Regions from separate parts of the Homo sapiens genome. Here region 1 is linked to region 2. A link is a loop called in an ENCODE intact Hi-C map of the cell type or tissue named here. Cell type or tissue: sigmoid colon. All regions are shown on one strand. Links, peaks and the distances in the headings refer to the core of each region. The heading gives the core; the rest is flanking DNA. Region 1 overlaps SHANK2 (SH3 and multiple ankyrin repeat domains 2). Region 2 overlaps SHANK2 (SH3 and multiple ankyrin repeat domains 2).

Region 1 (5,366 bases), core at 128-5,127, 86 kb before region 2:
CTCGGAAGGTAGCCACCCATTTGGTGCAGCCAGCCATGTGCCCCGACCTGCCTCGGCCAGTGCCTAGCAGCCCTCTGGTCACTGAGGACTATAGTCAAAACTTCCTTTATTTTCCCTAGGACTTAGTTCCTAACACACTCCGTGGCACGGTCCCCACGGATGGCCATTCCGGAATGGAGTTCCACAAGGGCTGAAGGTTTGAAAGCAGCACACGATAAGGCGAGACCTTCCACCGCGTTATATTCCGGACCAACTCAAACCAAACCGTATCCCAAACCAAAGTCATTATCCCCTGACATGCTAGGGATTAACAACTGGCAATTTTAGGAGGAACTGGAGTCCTCCCTCTCCCCCACCCCGAGAATCAGCAAGCAGCTGCTAATTCCCATGCACCCGGCTCCCGACAGCTTTTTCCTTACCTTCCTTCTTGGTGAAGGCATTTAACAAAGACTTCATTTTCCCTCTGACTTTGGCAGCGGTCCGCTCATTATATAACCTTCCTGGATGGGAGGAAGGACAGGCGTGCAGCCCGGCCCCTCGGTGCTAGAGCAGCTGGGACCCGGGGAGAGGTGGCGGGTGTCTGGGCACGGTGCACTTCCGAGCATAGCTGGGCATGCCAGACCCAGCGTGCTGGTGACAAAGCCCACCCCATATTCTGTCTGTCAGCTGGGAACCAACTGCACGTAGACGGGCTGCTCTCAAACCCGGCTACCTCTCGCGGCGCGCGTCATGTGAGCCGGGCTACTCTGCTTTTGTGCTCAGGGCATTGAGGAAGAGGCACCGCGGAGGGTTAACGCGGATCAGGCGTCCTCGAGCTGGCAGCTGGGAGACGCCGGGAGGCATGAGTGAGCTCGAGCCCCAGTTATCCAAGGAAACTCGGGCTGGTGCTGGGCGCTCCATGCGCCTGTGCCTAAATATACTGCACTGTGCTTTTCTATTTTTTTAAAAAAAAATTTTTTTAAAGAAAAAGCCAAGTTTGTTTGTCAGCTAGCAGATGTGGTAAGACAGACAAGGGGGAGGGAAGCGTACAAGTACCAGATAAGCTTCACACCAGACCCACGTTCCCCGGGCAGACATGGCCAGCATTCTGGAATTTCTGAACACGACCTATATTTCTGTTCAAAAGAATCAGACACAAGTGCCCATGACTTCTCTGGCTCCCCACCCATCGAGGTAATTACCCTGGAAAAAACAGGACTCCACCCCCTCCTACTTTTTTTTTTTTTTTTTTAAAGAGAGAGATAAAAAGACAATTAAACTGAGACCCTGCCAAGGATGGCCCCGATTCCAGGCAGCTGATAAAAGCGAGCTCTTCAGGGTCACTTTAGGCATTTCCTCAGCATTTCCAACCCAACAGAAGAAGAGAAAAGAGGAAAGCTGCCCCTTGGAAGCCCTACATGGAGAAAGTCAGATTTATAAAGCAAACACAGAGAAGTGGATGCAGGCTGGTGCCCTGTGGCAGGTGGACAGTGAGTTATTTCTACACCAGGAGAAGGAGCTTCCTGAAGCTACGTGGAGCATCCAGGGGCAAGGTTCTGTTGCCGGATGCCTCTGCTGGGCTGTAATTTAGTGTGCTGTGTGTGTGTGTGTGTTTTTTTTTTTTTTTTTTCTGGTTGCTAAGAGAACTGCTTCAGAAATTTAAAACACACACACACACACACACACACACACACACACACACAACCAGAGAAAGACGAGACAAGACGAGGAAAAAGCAACCAGAGCACTAAAGTTTAATTCCATATGGTTGACACACTTTGTGTCAATAAAAATGGCGGTGTGAGAACAAGAAGGCTGGGGGCCCCCCAGGAGCCTTTCCCTGAAGGCGTACCAGGGACGGGACTGCGGCATGCCTCGGTGAGGGCCTCTGGCTTTAGGGAGAGCAGAGACTGCCACAGAATCACTGAGTGTACGCCCTATATCAGCTGAGCACCCGAACAGCATCTCTTGGCCGGGTGCGGTGGCTCACGCCTGTAATCCCAGTGCTTCGGAAGGTGGAGGCGGTTGAATTGCTTGAGCCCAGGAATTTGAGACCAGCCTGGGCAACACAGTGAGACCCCGTTTCCATGAAAAATAATTTAAAAACATTAGCCGGGTGTGGTCGTGCGCCTGTGGTCCCAGCTACTCAGGAGGCTGAGGCAGGAGGATTGCTTGAGCCTAGAAGTTCAATGCTCCAATGAGCTATGATTGCACCACTGCACATCAGCCTGGGGATAGAGCAAGACTGTCTCCAAAAACAAACAAAAAACCCCACAAAAACCCAGAAATAACGATAAACTTCATCTCTTATTTAACTCACACAACTCATGAGCCATGTCAAAACTCTGCCGGGGTGACATTCTCACCCTACCATGCATCACCGACTCATAAAACTGAGTCAAAGCCATTTCTAAGACTTGCATTAAGAAACGGTTCTGAGGTCAGAGCCACCAGTGTGTCCCACAGAGTTCATGCACCTCCTCGGACACTCTGAGCAAGGCTGAACAGCTTCCAGAAGAACCCTCCTCGGATGCACAAAGCTTTCCCCCACTTCGGGAGGCCTGACGATGTGTCCTCCGGGTGGACCAGCCAGGGGGGCCAGAAGCTTTCCAGATGGTGAGTGTCTAGTTCATTGCCATGTGCTGGCCTGGCTGCCTGCCCTGGCTGGCGAGCGCTGGGAGGCTGAGACGGGGATGCCACCGTGTCCGTATTGGTGTGTACAGGGAGCTCCTCCAAGGCTGGGGGACCCGGCTGGTCGTGTGCTCAGCCACGTGAGCCCAGAGGACTCATCAAAGCGCAGGGAACTCTCGGGGAGACTCAGTGACGCTCAACACCCCCTCCATCTGTCACTGATCGATTCCCTCCCAAAAGCACAGAGCCTCATCCCAAGCCAAGTTTCTGAGCCAATCACTGCTCCGGCGCTGCTGCCTCTGCGGCCTGCCATGGTGTGGGGAGAGCCTGCACGTTTCTGGGCTGGTGAGGCCAGGATGGCCCTTGGCCTGAGGCCAGCGGTGTCCTGTCATCTTTGGCTGCCTTGCCGGCCACGGAAGACCTTGGGTGGAGGGTGTAAGGAAGAAGCCACCTCCCTGGGACCATGTGACAATCCTGCATCTGTTCTGACTGGTGGACCAGGCAGGGGACAAAATGGAGCCTTTTTCCCCTCACGGGGGCCTCCAATGTCAAATATGTCAAAGGACCAAGAAGAGGCCCTGCCCCATCTAAACCAGAGAAAAACCCAGAACCTCTGGACGGGAGCCACGCAGCAGCACTCACAGCTGGCCCAGAAAGGACCCTCAGCGGCCACCGTCCGGTGCGTGTGCAGCAGCTGCTCCTGGAGGTGCATTTGCCCACAAGCAGGAGCCCAGGCAGGGGTTCCATGAACCCTGGGCTGCCCAGGGAGAAGGGAAGGAGCCTTCCCAAGACAAGGCCCCGTCACCAGGAATACGGCTGGCTTCCACCCCTGGGGTCCCTCTGCCCCGCCCACCCCCACCCCTGCACCCCATGTCCCATCTGGTTTGGGGGCATGCGCAGAAGACAGCCAGCCAGATCTGAAGACCCAGGCCTGCTTCTCAGCCTGTGCAGGGGTGAGGGGCGGGGCAGGATGAGGCTTTGGACACAAGACGATTTGAGGAATCCAGGGAACACCCCCAGGCTAAAGGATCCCTTTTCCAGACACCTTCAATTCTTTCAATAAGCAGACAACTTTTCCCGCCCACACTCGGAGGAGGCTGAGTAAACCATTCACAAAGATCAGGAGCGGTGGTGGCTCCATCAGTCTCATGCACACACCTACTGAGTGCCCGGTCCTGGGCCAGGCTCTGCCACACGGGGTCTTCTGGTCAACCCCACAGAAATCCTGCCAAGGGAGTTGGGCCATTCTTGACACCACTGTCCTGGCCATGTGGTAGGCTCTCCGTGGATAATTCCAGCGACGGGGGACTCACTACCTTTGCACAGGGGTTCTCACTGTCAGACGCGGGCAGCAGCCTGTAAGAGCCTCCTTCCCCCACACCCACCACTTGCCCCCTTCCCTGGTGGGTGCAGACCACTTCCTCATTTGCCAAGAAGTCTGGCGCTGAAGGCACAGACTCTGCCCCGACAAACGCAAACCTTTGTGCAGCCTCCAGGGCAGTTTTCATCTGGTGTCCCCATCCCTGCCTTTCTGGGGGAATATTTATCTTCCAGCCCTGGGATGTGGCCATGGGAACATCAGCATTCCTCCTGCCCCTCGTTTTATGAGCATGTCCGTGGCCTGAAGCCTGCCCTGCCTGCCTGGCTGGGAGGGAAGTTCTGTGTGGACAAATGTTCCGTGTGAGTGTTTGGGGTCCGGGCCCTCCCAGAAATCCACACTTGGGGTTATTGCAGGAGACGAGCTCACCCCTGAGCCCCAGGTAGATGGTTCGCATTCTCCTGCCATCTGCACACAGGCCCGGCCCTTCACCCTCCAAGCCACGGAGACCCAGAAACCTGCCACCGACCAGGTGACCTTGGAGAGCTGGGGAAGCAGAGGCGGGTGCACAGCCTCCCGCAGAACTCCGGGAATTCGCTAGCGCCCTTCCCATCTCTAAAACAAGTATTCCGAGGATGACCGAGCGCTAGTGGTTGAGATGAAAATTAAGACAAAGATAAAAGATGAAACTTAAAAACCCATTTTCCCTGGAGGCTTCCAGAGATCTTCTTCTCTGAGAAAAGCCTCAGGCTTTGGGAATGTCCCCGTGGAGCTGCCATCCTGGGTCCCTGAGACCAGCAGCAAGGCTGTCAGATGAGACAGACGAGGTTCAGAGAGGCTGAGCGCTAAGCTGCCCAGGGCCTGGGAAGGGTCAGACATCCCTGCTGCACCCACATAGGTTTCCACGCATTGGAGCCCAAATGCCCACAGCATGGCTGAGCACTCCCTTCCTTCTGCCTTTAGACCCACTGTTCCTATAGGGGTCCTGCGTGGAGGGCCTACAACGACCCTGGAGGCTTGTGCCGGCCACATTCCTACTGAATGCAGATGAGGTTTTATTTCAAATGGATTTCATTCTGGAAGAGGGAGAGATTGGAGGGGAAGAACTTCCAGGTGTGAGTTGGGCTGGGGGCAGGCGGGTAGCAGAGAGGGTGGCAATGTGAGTGGTTGGTGATGAAGCTATCCACCTGCCTGCCTGCCCGCACACCCACCCGTCCCAAAACTCAGGCAAGCACCTTTTGAGTCTGTTTGTTGCCTGCCCGCACGCCCACCCATCTCAAAACGCAGGCGAGCACCTTTTGAGTCTGTTTGTTGTCCATGGACAGATGAAAAACCAGGAGGAAAGAGGAGAGGGAGGCTCTGAAGTCAGAGTTTCCAGAAAGGAAAAGGGTCACCCCCAAATGAACCCCAAACTCTCAGCCACCCAACCTGGCTCTTC
Region 2 (5,366 bases), core at 169-5,168:
TGCACCTGCAGCTTCTATGGGCCAGGGAGTACAACTCATGGCTATTGTTGTTTGCTCAGGAACATCATCTCCTACCCCAAAATGACAAGAGTGAGAATGGTGGTAGAACTGGTCAGTGGCCAGGCGTGGTGGCTCACACCTGTAATCCCTGCACTTTGGGAGGCAGAGGTGGGAGGATCACCTGAGGTCAGGAGTTTGAGACCAGCCTGGCCAACATGGTAAAATCCCGTCTCTACTAAAAATACAAAAATCAGCTGGGCATGGTGGCAGGCACCTGTAATCCCAGCTACTTGGGAGGCTGAGGCAGGAGAATTGCTTGAACCTGGGAGGCAGAGGTTGCAGAGAGCTGAGATTGGACCACTGCACTCCAGCCTGGGCAACAGAGTGAGACTCTGTCAAAAAAAAAAAAAAAAAAAAAAAAAAAAAAAAAAAAGAAAGAAAGAAAGAAAGAAAAGAGAAGAGAAGAGAAGTCAGCTTATGAAGGTGGTGGTGGTGACACTTACCACGTGACCTTATGCAAGCAGAAAATATTTTACTTCATTCAATGATGTGAAGGAAGTTTAACAAATTATATAAGCTAAAATCATGCTTATGGGGTATCAACTACATTTTTTAAAATTGGACTAGTTGGGTGTTGATATGGTTTGGCTGTGTTCCCATCCAAATCTCAACTTGAATTGTATCTCCCAGAATTCCTACATGTTGTGGGAGGGACCCGGGGAGAGGTAATTGAATCACGGGGGCCGGTCTTTCCCATGCTATTCTTGTGATAGTGAATAAGTCTCAGGAGATCTCATAGGTTTACCAGGGGTTTCTGCTTTTGCTTCTTCCTCATTTTTTCTCTTACTGTCACCATGTAAGAAGTGCCGTTTGCCTCCTGCCATGATTCTGAGGCCTCCCCAGCCGTGTGGAACTGTAAGTCCACATGCTAAACCATGATGATGCATCGTGCACCACGATGATACATCTCTAAACACCTCAGCATTTGCAGAAATGAAGGGGGCGCTCCTGCAAGAAACGTCACACTCAGAAGATCGGCACTCACCCCCAGACTTCCTTCAAAACCACTTAAACCTCTTTTTGTTTCCAGTTTTGGGTATGTCTATCAGCAGTGTGAAAATGAACTAATACAGGTGTTTACACGGGGTTTTATTTGGTCAGCTTCTACAGAAATCCAAATTAACAATTTCATTAAAGTCACTATCATGTGTCACATCGGGGAACAATTTCTGAGACAGGAACAAAAATTGACCACAAAAAGATCTCCCGGGAAAACTGTCTTATTTCCTTCAGTTCTCTGGACTTATCAATTTACAGTCTCAGGGAACTGAACTACAGATTCTAAGCCAGTTCCTCATTCATTTCCTTTCCCCTCCACTTCTCCAGCAAAGAAAAGGAAATTAAAAAAAAAAAAAAAACCTACCCTCCCATCCTCTCACAGCCTCCTGGTATGTTTATAAATAAATTCAGGTTAGGTCATGTCGTTTAGAAAAAAAGGCATTCAATTTATAATTAATCCCAGTGAGAAAGAAGAAACTTATTATATAAAGAGATTTGTTTTCCTTCTTTTCCTTCATTTGTCCTAAATGATAGACCCTATTATGACAACTTGGACCCTTCAGGGACCATATGGAATACCCAGGGGGCTCTATGTGCTAAAATGGATGGGAGGTATGAGAATTAAATTCAACACAATTAAATAACATAAAATTGCATTTCAATTCCTCCGGGAACAAAAAAAAATCAAAAGGCATTTACTGTATTAGGAAAATTCTAAAGATCATTATTAAGTTCCTTGTAACTGGCAGGTAAAAGTTCAGGAGAAAGAAGCAAACAGAGAAAGGAGAAGGGAGGGAGACCAAGAGGGAAAGAAACAGCAAAGAACCAGGGATGGTTTTCCTCAATGTTGTTTTTAAGATCCTTGCAAATAATTTAAAAACCACTAAAAATATAAGCTAAGGCCTCAGAGTTCCCACTTTGGGATCTGGGGGCTAAAAGAGAAGATTCTGAGTTTAGACGTTGGCTCTAAACCCTGCCCCAGACTTCATGCGGAAACATACCCTAAAAAGGCATCCTCTCCAGAGACGAGGAGCAGCAGGCATTAGGACCCTACATGGTGTCATTGCCGGATGGCCAGGCTCTCTGTGCTTCTGGTTCAATCAGAGCCGGTCTTTTCATTTCCATTTGGAAAACAACACTCACGTTTAACCACACAATCATCTCATTGTTCAGGTAATGCTGCCACACTTCATTAGGGAAAGCAGCTGGCATCAGGGTGTTCTCGTTAGAGCAGTGCTGTGAGTGTTTATTGCTTTTCAATTAATCCACTTTTGGATTTAGCATATTTACACTGGGGCGGCAAGCAGAGAACAGGGCGGCGGTGGGGGATTTCTGTAAGGAGTTGTCGGGCCCTCAAAGCAGGTGCAGGGCCCCGCCCAGCCACACTGCCACTGCAGCATCTTGTTACAGGGCCCTGAGAAGGCACACCCTGCTCAGCTGCATTGGACAGCCTGTTTCCGGAAATCGGGCTCTGGGGCTCATACAGAGCCACAGGAACAAGTGTGCAATGGGGTTCCGCTGAGACACAGAGTCCCTCCCCCGACCCTCTCGGTCTTCCTCTCAGGTAGAATCCACCTGGCACCAGGAGAGCATGAGCAATACCCAGGCTTTTCTGGCATCCCCTCAAACCAGGGGCTAGAAAAAGGTCATCACACCACACCTCCCACCTGTCCATGCTGGGGCCTTCCCGGGAATACAGAGAGAAGCTTAAAAACCCAGCCTCGCACAGAAAGGCCTTTCAAAAACACAACGCCCTTGCAAACACACACAAGAGGCTGAGTATATGAAGAGGAGGGTTGGGCACGGTAGCTCACACCTGCAATCCCAGTGCTTTGGGAGGCCAAGATGGGAGGATCACTTGAAGCCAGGAGTGTAAGACCGGCCTGGGCAAGGTCTTAAGCAAGAACCCTACCTCTACAAAAAAAATAAATAAAATAAAATAAAATAAAATAAAATAAAATAAAATAAAATAAAATAAAACAAAACAAAACAAAGTAAAATTAGCCCAGCGTGGTAGCGCACACCTGTAACCCCAGCTATTCAGGAGACTGCGAAGGGAGGATCCCTTGAGCCTAGGAATTTGAGAATTTGAGGCTGCAGTGAGCTATAATCGCACCACTGCACTCCAGTCTGTTGACAAAGCGAGACTCTGTCTTAAAAAAAAAAAAAAGAAAGAAAGAAAAAAAAAAGGAAGAAAATTCAGTTGTTAAAGTATTTAACTGGAAACAGCAGGAATCTTGTAGGCTACAACACCATTCACTTTGGAAATGCACTTTCCTCTCCACAAGCTGCATCTCAGCTTCCTTTCCCTAATCTTAGTAATGTGATCTGTGGGTGAAGCCGACAGCTATTGGCTGGCAATGACTTTCCAGATGATTTCTGGGTACTGCTGGCTTGCGGGACACGTTCATCCTCAGCTCCCAATATGATCCCTCAAAAATACGGATGCCTTCTTTAAACACAGACGTTGGGCCCTCGGAGACACTTTGCTGCCACTGGGAATCTCATCTCAAATGTGCAGGGCTGCTGTTCCCAAATCCGCCAGCACATGTTAGCAGACTGTACACACACCCCCAAAAAAATCCCCTAGCAACTACACGCTGGCGCCTAACATTTTAATTCTTTCAGTTATGATTCATGGTGCCATCTGTGGACAGATAATGAGAGACAATAATCCAAGAATAGCTATCAGGCATTTGTTCAGCAGAGTTTCAGCATCAGTTGCATCCAAGTATGGGAAGGGACGGTGCCATCCCAGGAGTGCCTAACCACTCCCATGGCTAACATGGGACTCAGTGAATCAGATCAGCAGGTCTGGCCGCCGAGCCCACCCGAGTGACATCATGCCCTCAACTGTGCTCAAACTCCTGAGAATACCGAGAGCATGGCTGCAAGGTCCAGGAGGGAGTTAAAGGCAACAGGCATAAGAGAATTCACAGGAGCCCACCCCACAAAAGGGCTGCCTGCCTCGCGGGACGGACGGGATGATGGAGGGGCTGTGGCTATGAGAAAGGGGACTCCCTTGAGGCTTGCTTAAGCTTGCCAAGGAGAAAGATGCGTTGCTCAGTCATAAAATCAAGGCCATGCTTTAAAGACTTCTGGATGACTTGACTTATGACACTCAGGCACAACATCATTTTTTTCTCATTCTAAACACTGTGTGTGTTCCCTGACCTCCATTTATTTCAGAGCGCAGGCCTGGCTGTCAGCAGACACAGACATGGGTTTCTGGACACTACACCCTCCACCTTGTTGTGCTCTTCCCCGATTCACATCACCTTGCTCTTGTTTTTGGGAGCCAGACATGTCTAGGGAGGCCTACATATTTTCTGCAGAAAAGAATTAGAGAAGAATGAAGGGCAATTACCACCTTCTTTCAGTGGTTTGCCCAAAGCCATTCTAAACCGGGCAATGTGTCTACCTGTGAATCCTGAGGGATAAAGGACATTCTTGGCCGTCCCTTGCCTCTTGGGAGAGGGTAGAGTTCAGATAAGTCGAGCCCCATGCCCCGTGTAACAGTTCATGCTGAGTTTAATACTCACGGGCACTGTCTGGGGGAAAGGTTGGGGGACATGGAAATGGCCTAGTTGCAGCAGAGTGGGAGGCAGCATAGAACAGTACCCCTCGCCAACCCGGCTGGCCATCACATGGCCACACAGTGGACAGAGGTACAGAAAGCTCTTGGCACTTCTGAAATGCGAGGCTGGCAGACAGCAGAAAAGCTAAATCCTAGCATCAGTCACTCATGTGTATGTGTGTGCGTGTACACACACACACAGCTGCCCCGCCACCCTTTCACACAGTAGCACAGCAAGCTTCAGGAATTATTTCCAGAATTCTAATGGAGCATGATTCACCGGCAAGAGGATGATGACCTAATTATCCACCTGTGTCAGTTAAATGGCAAGAAGCCCCCTCGCCCTCCCTTCGCCTGGCACAGCATTCAGCATCTTCCTGCTGTCTGAAGAGAGGCTTGCAAAATGCTAATGTGACTCCAGGGTCTCTATCCTGAAAGCTTGCAGGTATCCAAGCAGCCTGGGGAAAGGGAAGCCAGGAGCACATGGAGTCCAAGAAGAAACTGAACCCCAGCAGGCTCTGGTGTCTTAATGTACAAATGTCCTCCTATGATAAGCAAATGTATCATTTCTCAATCTCCACGGTACCTGCGACCTTAAGCACCAGGTGCATGTGGGGAGGGTATGGAGGGAGGTTAGGAAACCATTGCTTTTGGATGCTTTGCTTAATTTTTATTAGGACACAGAAAATGAAAAGTCAGCATGAGGAGAGGGAAAGCGACCAAGAGAAGC

The links. Peaks named below come from ENCODE experiments on the same cell type or tissue, not always from the same donor. Only the 100,000 strongest peaks of a DNase experiment are listed, where the experiment ranks them.
Region 1: a loop joins it to region 2, with 5 times the contacts of the local background. A loop is called at or near these places in 3 of 110 quality-filtered maps.

What each region holds. Positions count from the first base shown.
Region 1 is chr11:70,826,048-70,831,413 of GRCh38, forward strand. All of the region lies in intron 11 of SHANK2 (SH3 and multiple ankyrin repeat domains 2), which reads right to left. Among named protein-coding and RNA genes, the nearest start is that of SHANK2-AS3, 34 kb to the right of the region's middle. In sigmoid colon, for the core only: no CTCF peak of the experiment used is centred there; DNase peaks (open chromatin) are centred at 540, 754, 2,634 and 2,935; H3K4me3 peaks cover 1,468 bases; H3K27me3 peaks cover 1,848 bases.
Region 2 is chr11:70,911,683-70,917,048 of GRCh38, forward strand. All of the region lies in intron 10 of SHANK2 (SH3 and multiple ankyrin repeat domains 2), which reads right to left. Among named protein-coding and RNA genes, the nearest start is that of MIR3664, 42 kb to the left of the region's middle. In sigmoid colon, for the core only: no CTCF peak of the experiment used is centred there; DNase peaks (open chromatin) are centred at 2,099 and 2,499; H3K4me3 peaks cover 723 bases; H3K27ac peaks cover 191 bases.